2 separate regions of the Homo sapiens genome follow, and region 2 is linked to region 1. Evidence: chromatin contacts called from ENCODE Hi-C or POLR2A ChIA-PET data. All regions are on one chromosome and are shown on one strand. The core of a region is the stretch at or near the end of the contact, and the rest is flanking DNA. Distances in the headings are between cores, read along the strand shown. Region 1 overlaps TJP1 (tight junction protein 1). Region 2 has its middle 50 kb from the start of TJP1.

What was found. Hi-C counts contacts between places; a loop is a spot of excess contacts on that map. ChIA-PET counts read pairs that join two places held with the same protein, here RNA polymerase II (POLR2A). Pooled maps may share reads with other maps.
Region 2: a loop to region 1 is called in a map of CD8-positive, alpha-beta T cell, with 2.0 times the contacts of the local background. The contact joins two enhancer-like sites. A Hi-C loop is called at or near these places in 3 of 168 maps with a recorded cell type or tissue (CD8-positive, alpha-beta T cell, Panc1 and ascending aorta) and 2 of 50 pooled maps. POLR2A ChIA-PET finds 5 or more read pairs at or near these places in 4 of 52 experiments (BJ, H1, WTC11 and 1 more).

The regions. Positions count from the first base shown.
Region 1 is chr15:29,803,433-29,807,985 of GRCh38, reverse strand. All of the region lies in intron 1 of TJP1 (tight junction protein 1), which reads left to right. Among named protein-coding and RNA genes, the nearest start is that of TJP1, 17 kb to the left of the region's middle. Within about 2 kb of position 2,730, at least 2 of the 41 ENCODE cell types and tissues checked have a DNase peak (open chromatin) inside an H3K27ac peak, as active enhancers do.
Region 2 is chr15:29,870,216-29,874,922 of GRCh38, reverse strand. It overlaps a transcript of TJP1 not described here. Among named protein-coding and RNA genes, the nearest start is that of TJP1, 50 kb to the right of the region's middle. RefSeq lists enhancers at 1,516-2,015, 2,016-2,517. Within about 2 kb of position 3,318, at least 15 of the 41 ENCODE cell types and tissues checked have a DNase peak (open chromatin) inside an H3K27ac peak, as active enhancers do.

The sequences.
Region 1 (4,553 bases), core at 1,481-3,980:
ACTTTTGCCCATTTTTTGTTTCGTAATTCAGATGTGATGTTTACCAGTTTTCAAGGATTATGAAATTCATGTGTTCATTGTAGGATATATAAAAACTTAAAATATACAACTCTGAAACCAAGTTTTTTTTCTGAGTACGTAAATATTTTTTCCAAAATTGGTATCTTTCTGCATTTTTCTATACCATTATAACTTTTTTAAACTTTTTATTTTAAAATATTAGATTTATAGAAAAGTTAAACTCTTCTTTAGTGTGGTTACATTCTCCATCTGTAATATAGTTATGTTCATTTGTTACTGTCTTTATTCTGTTTTTGATTTCCTCCCCTCCCCTCATGTCTTTTTGGTTTTAATAGTTTAATTTTTTGATCTGTGAAGGGTAATGTCATGAAACAATACTGTGGTCTAAGAAAGAGAGTTATGCAAAAAGATATACTCAGAGGACTGTCACTCTCTCTTCATCTCTGCTATGCCATTCCCTTCCTCCTCCTGTCTACCTGAATAAATTGTGAGAGATCTTTGTATCTATCTTCAACCTTTAGAAGATGCTATACCTAAAAATAGTTTTATTTTTGATAACTTGAAAGCACTCTAGATTTTAAGTTTCCAAGAATATTTGTAACTGTCCCTACTGAGATTTTCTCAATATTTAATGTACACATAATGGTAACTTTTAAGCTGATGTTCTTTCACTCTTACTTTATAGCTAATGTAGCAGCTTATCTGTGAACTTAATGTTTTTAGCAGACCTTCAGCTTTGATCAACCAGAAAATTACAGGTTCACTGTGTCTGTCTTTCCGACTAATATTTCCTAATCATATCCATCTCATCATTTGTTTCCTAAACTGTTAACCAAGGGATGGACACAGTGATACATTTGTAAATTTAACCAGTGTTGAATACAGTGGGGTGTTGGATGCTAAATTTACTAAATTTCTATTGAGACTTTTATCCTATGGTTGCTGCCTTCTTATTTTGATCATTATTTTAATTCTTATGTTTCCTGAATTTTTATCTTCTATTCATGAAGTTTGTTGAATCCCTGAATATCGTTAGGACCCTTCTTCATTTTATTTTAGAGTGATCTTTTTTACTACCTCCTGGACATTTCTATTTTGGGAATTTAAATGACGGCCCATCAGATCAGTCCAAATATACATATTTTGCCTTACCTTTTAACATGTAGCACTATTCCCTTTGTACTTCATTTGTGTTGCAGTGATCACAATTTGAAATTATGTAATTGAAACTTCATTGAAGGGCAGGGGTCATCTGTTTTATTCACTGAAACCTACCTTGTCCTTCTCCTTAAGTTCCTGGCTCAACCTCATCTCCATAGATGATCTTGCTTTCAATTTGGATGGAAAAAAGCCAAAAAGACCAAAACAGAAACACTTTGGAGTTCAGAAGGAATGAGAAGCCGTTCAGTGTAGCAGCTTTGCTCACAGAAGGAACTTGGAGGGTTCACAGAGTGTTCTTAATACCTTTACTATTGGTTTTCCTAATGGGGAACTGCATGTCATCAAGAAAGGGTGTTCCTTGAAGATTTGTGGAAATTTTATTATTTTATGATGTCAGATAAATGAGGTGTATTGATCTAAAAAATTGAGGGATCTTAAGCTTTGGTGTATTCTCTGGACAGTAAGTAGTGTTTTGTATTAGCTCCATTGGTTTTCATGTATCCTCATTGTCTGCTTCTTCTCAAATTCCTTTGGTTGTCCACAGGGTTATCTTAGTCCTTGGGTAATTACATCTTTTCCTTTTGACTTCAGCACTGCTACTTGGTTGACTACTCAAGAGCCATTTTGAACTCCACCCACACTTCTCACTAACTTTCTAACTGGTTTCCCTTTCTCAAATCATTTTCCCATTACAGCCTTCAGGATGAATTCTTATATCATTTGATCGTCGAAAATTCTTTAGTGTCTTCCATTTGAGTTTAAAGTCCTTGGCATTATATTATAAAGCCTGTTGTGATCTGGTACCCTTGCACCTTCTCTCCTTTTACTCTCTCCTTGTTCCATAAATTGTACAACTTAGTCATATCAAAGCCAGCGTCATGTGTAGCATCACACAATCTTGCTGACATGCTGTTTCTTCTGAAACATCTTTCTCCACTTTTTTCCTGGACATCCTTCAAGCTTGATGAACTCAAAACGTTGCTGTCTCAGGGAACAGATCTCTGATCTTCACAGCAGACACAGTCCTTTTGCATCTTCCATAACAGCTCTTATCTATGTGGTGCAAAAGTTATTTATTTTGGTGCAAAAAGCTCATATCTTTTGATGCCATTTTAATGGCAAAAGCTGCAGTTATTTTTGCACCAACCTAAATACCATTTAGTGTTCTCAGCTGCTTCTTTGAGCCCCTAGGGAGGGAGAGGGACCTTTTTTTGGCCTCCCCAACACTTACCATGTCTGATACATGTTTGTTGAATGAATGAATGAATGAATGATACATGGATTGGTTTTGAAATTACAGCCATAAGGTTAGTAAAATTTAACTGGCTGTGTATTTAGATAATGTTAAGGAGTTCTTCATTTGGAGTATACTTTATATCTTCTCTTTTGGATTTGTTCTTCTCCCAGTTATAGGCTCATCCTGTCTTTTCAGTTATTGTGCCCTCCTATCTTTCCCCATTCAGTAATCAGTCCTGAAGGACAGTGAAACTGCCTAGAACTGGGATCTGAAGTTTTGGCAGGAAGCCCTTCAGAGTTGGTGATCTGAGTAGTGTCTTTGCCAGCTGGAGCTTAGAACAAAGAAACTAAACAAACTCTTGGCAGATTGTGAAATACAGCTTTTTGCTTCTTCAGAAATTGTGATTCTAGTCAGTTGATGCTGACTTAGAAATGTGCGCAGAACTCAGAATCCAGCAACCATGAATTGCAGTCACTTTTGATGCCTGCAGTGCTTCACTAATTATTGAATTTGTAGCCTGTTCATTGGAATTATAGTCTGATAGAATTTTGGAGCTAGAAAAGTCTTTTCATTTGAGATAATTTCACCCATTTCCCTAATTGTGTAGGTGAGGAAAATTAAGATCACGTTTCTAGTTGATGATACCTTTCGGCTCTGGTCTCCTTATGCCTGGTCTAGTTCATTTCCTGTTTACCAGCATCTGTCTGAGTTACTAGGGAATGGTAGTGCTAGAATCATGCTTAGAGGAGTAATACATTTTCCCCTTGGTCTCCTACAAGCCTAAATGTCTTGAACCTGAGACTGGTAATTTACCAGAAGCTTTTTGTGCAAGTTATGCAGTTATCCCTTGTGCATGTTTGAAATGAGAAAATGACAAGCAAGTTTACAATAAGGATATTAAGTTTTAAAAATAATTTGATAAGTAATAGATGAATGTAATTAAAAGTACAAAGGGCTCCCAGTGAAAAGTGAGACTCCTCCTACCTGGTTTTCCTTTCTCCACTCCAGAAGCCATGCGTTTCTTAGGTATTCTTCCAAAGGAACCTCCACACCCCTTGCTTTTCTAATGCATCAAAATTCTCAGTCATTAGTGAACATTTTTTCTTTATGGAATGCTCATTAAAATAGTGGTTAATAAATTTACTGGTACTAAAAATGTCTCATATCAATTTTAGCTTTGATTTCTGAGTGATTTACTAGAAGGATTTCTTAGTTTTTCCTCAGCATTTTATTATGATCACTTTCAAACACGTAACAAGATTGAAAGCAGTCTGCCATGGTTACCTGAATCCCAACCACTAAGATTCTACCATTATCATTTTACTGTATTTGCATTATTACATATTTACGTGTTTGTTCATCCTTCCATTCCTCATTCAGAACTCCTCATCAGTACTGCCTGGTTATATAAACAACCATGGATAGAATTTGCTACTTTTGCCACAGAAGCAAATGAAAGGCTAGAGAATGGAGAGAGATGACATGGTCCATCATTTAAACTAGGAATATATTTTTCTGTTTTTTGTTTTTTTTTTTTAAAGATAAGGAGTGGTAAAACATAGTAACTCACTTATATTATGGATTAAGTTGGTTTAGTGGCTGGTCAAGAGCCTAACCACTTCTTTTGATGTTTCATTCTCAATTACTTTCTTCTACATAGGTCTTCCTTCAGATAAATCAAGCTATAATTGATGTTTAACAGAGAAGTTTTTTGAGATGTGGACTTTTCCAGTCCTCCAAAGAAAAACTATATTGATTTTGATGTGGAATGGTGAGAGCAATTATGTTTTAGTATTTTAGTCTTCTCCCTTGTACAAAGCAAGTTTCTCTTATTGCACTCCTCCTGGAGACTGTACATTAAGACCTTAATGTATAGATTGCTTACTAACAGGAGAATAAACATTTTTTATAATTAACAATAAGAACATTAATCCTCTTAAGCATTATTTGATTTTCCTAAAAGCCAAGTGGAAAAACAGATACAGATGCTTCTCAGCTCACTTAGAACAATGTCCTGATTAAACTCATCGTAAGTTGAAAATACTTTACGTCAAAAATGCATTTAATACACCCAACCTACCCAGTATCATAAGCTTAGCCCAGCCTACCTTAACCATGCTCAGAACACTTACAT
Region 2 (4,707 bases), core at 2,069-4,568, 66 kb before region 1:
TGCTTCTTGTAATTATTAGCTCTGTATTTACCTGAATGGTCCTACTTTATGTACGTGCATGTCAAAATCAATTAGGCACCACATTTTGTGTGACATTTGTCAATTTACGTAATATTGATACAGCTATGCATTAAGTTGTGGTGTTTAAAAGCCATTCTTCATTAAATAGGAAATCAGACTTTTTTGTTCCAAAAGCTCACAATGAAGTTTATAAGCAAATAAAAATAAAAATTTCTAAATTTTTTTAAAATGATGGTTTTGCTCATTTTTCTGGACTTAGAGAATTTCATTAGCATGGATTTTGAGGGACTAGCTACCCTTAGTTCATGGTAATACCATTTTATCAGCTCAGAGAACATAGACAACAACTTGCTGAGGTTTCTTCTATTTCATAATGGGGTAGATTCCTTTTTTAACCCGGGGTATTGTCTCTGACTGCTGTCTGTTGTAGGCTCATCTCATATGGTTGATGATGCCAGCCCCAATCATGTCCTCCAACTAAGATGTGTCGTTTGCAAGGTTTGCCCTCCGCCCTTACTGCTGAGGGGACAGAAGTTCCAATGAGCCGAGTGCCTGATTGACTCCGACAGCCCACAGTGGGGACTGCACAGTGCTCTGCAACCCCATCCCTGATACACTCCTTTACTGTCACCCTGCAGGCGTTCTCTTCTGTCACCCTCCTTCTCAGGGATAGAGGAAGCCATGACGCAGGCCCTATCTTGCCCTAGAACAGCCCTCATGTTATTAATGTGACCGCACCTCCGTTACTGTCATTTGGCTTAATGGTGGTGACAGCCTTAAATGGGAAACCTGAAAAAGTACATGGAATATCATCTCTGCCTAAGCCCTAAGCTGTGCAACTCCCCGTGGGTGGTACATTTCAGGCGAGAGGAGGAGGAGGTGGAAGAGAAGAAAACTGCTTTTCTTTCTGTCCCTTTGTTTTCTTTTAATTTAGAGTTTTGAGCCTGTTGGGTAAAAGCTATGCCTCATGCTGTACTTTGTGCAATATCTCACGTACTTCTTGTTCTCAGCAAAATGCAAAATAATGATCTGCCGTTCCATTTACAGAAGGATTTCTAGATTTGGAGAGAAATACCTGTTCGTGTTGAAATGGCAAGGAAAAGGGGTACATCATTAGCTTGACAGTTCTCCAGCTCTCAAGTCTCAAGTCTCCCCTAAGAAATCCCAAAGGCCATAAAGCCCCATGCCTAGTCTGAGCAAGTGGAGTCTGTCTTCTTATACCCTTGTTGAAAGAAAGGGAGAGGTCAGTGCTTGAAATCTACCAGATGAGAATATTAAAATAGGAAACTGTAAAAGAATATAAAGCATAGCAAAAATTGTCTTGATCATAAAAGAATAGCTCTCCATATTTTCTTAACATTTCTGTTTTGATTCAAAAAAGAAACTGACTCATCACAAGAAACAGTTTGCTCTTGCACACAGAGTTGTAGCAGCCAGGCTTGATCCCTGGGAGTAGGGACCGCAGGAGTGTGAGCTCCTGCAGCAGGGCCTTGTCGGTTTCCAGGACCTGTGTTAGGTTTTTGCTGTGAGGGATGTCGCCTTTGAATTTGGGAACAGCTAATATCCAGAATCAATTTTTTAAAATCTGAATGGCAGAGAGAATTTCCCACAAGTGTTTAGTGTATGTGACAAAATATAAAGTGAGTTGTCTATTTAATAAGAAATTCTTTTGCTAAACGGACCTCAAAAGAAATGCTTGAAGCTCCCAGCACTCACTCTGCCCTTCAGGGACAGAATTTGCCCTTCACCCACAGCAGGCCTTTGTGTGTGTGCTTGCTGAATGAATCCATGAGCCTATGCAGTTTTCTTCTACCAGTTTTCATCTGTGAAATCCCATTCATCCTGCAAGACCCATTTCAAACGCAGCTTTGAATCCAAAAATGACTTTCTGTGGAAATGAATGGTGCGTGCACATGTGTGTTTGTTCCAGCCTTCTGTCAGCTCTTGGAGGCAGGGACCTGGCCCTATTCCCATGCGTATCTCTGGAATGCTGAGCCCACAGTGCAGGTAATACCTTGCAGAGTGAAAGAGGGCATTTGAGATCCCCTGTGAGACTCACTCAGAGTGGACGTGCCGCACGACCTCTTGCTGGTGACTGGACCTTTCTGTGTGGTGGCTTCTCCAAAGAGGGGACACCAAGCCCTTGGTGCAGGGCCATGACGAGGACTAAAGGAGGTTTGTATGAAGGGGCCTAATGCAGGGTTTGAATGCAGTAGATGCTTCTAACGTACCAGCTCCTAGTTCTTGCTTTTTTCCATCGTTTCGCTTAAAGCTCTTACCTAGAACTTCACCACCATTGAGGATCACAGAACCATTTTTTCTTCCCAATGAAGAAATAGTTTCAAAACAATTCTGAAGATCTCAAGTCTCAAAGAGGTTATGTGCCTTAAGGCCCTCGGCTTGTCAGAGGGCAGACCTCCGTGGAACATGGTCTATTGCAAAGGACCAGCTTTCTTCAGTATCTGAAATATGTTTTTGTTATACTATCCTTGAATTGTGTTTTTGATTTTCTGTTCTAGTCTGTGCTTTCATCTTTGTTTTAAATTTGAATTTGAGTTCAAGGCTCTTCATCATCATGTCTGATTGAAATATAAGATGACAAATCTAGGGAAAATCAGGTTGCCACATAATCTAGCACAGTTATTTGCACATGTATGCTTACAATATAAGTACCTCTCTAACCCTACAGCATACTAGAGTTTGTAAGAGAAAAAACAAGCAGAGCTGACTGTGTTTTGGACTGGTAATGAAATGGTATCAAGGAGTCTTCCAGCTGACAGCCTCATAGGCCTTCCTGCAGTCACCATTGTGTCCCCCGCTGCCTACGAGGTTTCTTCTTCCACAGCCCACCCTGTGTAAATGCCTGGCCTTCCTTCTGACAGCTGTGTGCTGTGTGTTCAGACCTGTACTCCTTCAAAATACCTCAGAAAATATGGAAGTATTTCTAAGGCCTTCCATTCAAAGAAGAGGCATAGGCGCTCTGTAATTGTTTAGTAACTTTTTTTTGTTTATACTTCTCATGTCTTATGGCAATAAATCTATTTTAATGCTTTTGTACAGCTTGGCTAGCCAATGGTTCAGTTATCTGTTGCTTTGCAAGAAACTTTGTGGATTGTTGATCATTCTCCCTCTTGGTTCTGTGAGTGGGCAGTTCTCCCTCGGGTCTCTCTTGGGGCTGCAGTCCGATGACGTTAGGGCTGGACTCACGGGAATGCCCAGTGGGGCTGTATGCCCAAGACGGCTTTTTCACGTGCAGCTTGGCGCCTCAGCTGGGTGGCCGGGCCAGCTGGGGCCGTCTCCTACGTGACTAACGCACTTCCTCATAGGAAGGCCTCTCCAGGCGGTTGCGCCTCTCCCACGGCAAGCTTTCCCAGAGGCGCAGGTGGCAGCAGCAAGGCTTCTGATGAGCAAGTCTCAGAAAGCCAATGGCTTCGCTTCTCCTACGTTCACAGAGAGGGGGCTACACGGGCAAATCATAGCAGGTTTTGCCCACGAGGGCATGGTGGGAGTGAGGGGAGCTGGAAGGAGATGTCATTTTTGATTAGCTACCACAGCCGGAAAAACCAACTGTATATATTTTCCCATTTTATAACGTTTGCACGTTTATTAATATGTCTAATTTTATAGTTACTCTCAGAATTTTTGAGGTCTCTTTTATCTCACTTCCTGCTTTGCATACGTTTTTAGGACTGTGTGGGTAATATCCCAAAAGTTGGTTAAATGAGCCTTGAGTTGCTGACAGAGGCTTCTGTTACCGTCTCTAAGTGAGTGTTCAGTGCCGTCTTTAGAGGAGTATCTTTCCTTTCCTTTGTCCAGTGAGAACACAGCGGAGTATTCAGAGCTTGCCTCTGGGAAATGCCTCCTCCCTGCTCTCCAGCTAGCGTTGAGGAGGTGGCTGGAGGAGGGAAGCCCTCTGTGTCCTGGGGCTGGCCGCCAGTTCCCTCGTGACCTTGGGCCAGTGATCACACATGCTCGGCCTCGGTTTCCTCTCTTTGAATATATCAATCAACTTGTTAGCTTTATTAATGTCCTTTATCTTCTCTTCTCTTTGCATTGGCCCTCTGTTTAAAATTGGTCTTTCTAGTCCATAAGCAGGTGTAAGAGATAAGCTGCTGTTTCGCAGCAGGCTCCTGGGAGCACAGGTTGTGTTACTGAGGCAGAATCGTTAGTCTTCCTAACATCCCTGCAGGGACAGTTCTCCTGACAGGAATTGATAAGGGCACATTATGTAAAATCTGGAGGGCAAGCCTTTCCCTTTTAGGTCAACACTCACCCGCAAGCTAAAAAGGCTAATCAACAGAAGCATTTTCTGTGTTCATTCCAGAGAATTTCCCAGGGGCACAATAAATCTAGCCTGCCTGTTTACAGGAACATTGTTATTTAACAAGCTAGTTTCCAAGCTTAAGAGTTTTCGGTTTCATCAAATCTAACCCAGCTTGCTAAATGCCTGACATTCATTATTGTCTGCTCCGGTTCCTCTGTGTATTATAAGATAATTTTGCATACTTAATATAAAGATAGTTTTTACACACAGGACTAACCTTAAATTTATTAGAAAACTATTCTAAACTCTTGGATCCCTTTCTCTTTTTTTTCTTAACCATTTACCTATGATTCCATCCTGTCTTTAACCTGCCCACTAGTACTTCTAGCTAGCTAGTTTATCTGATTTACACATTCAGTAAT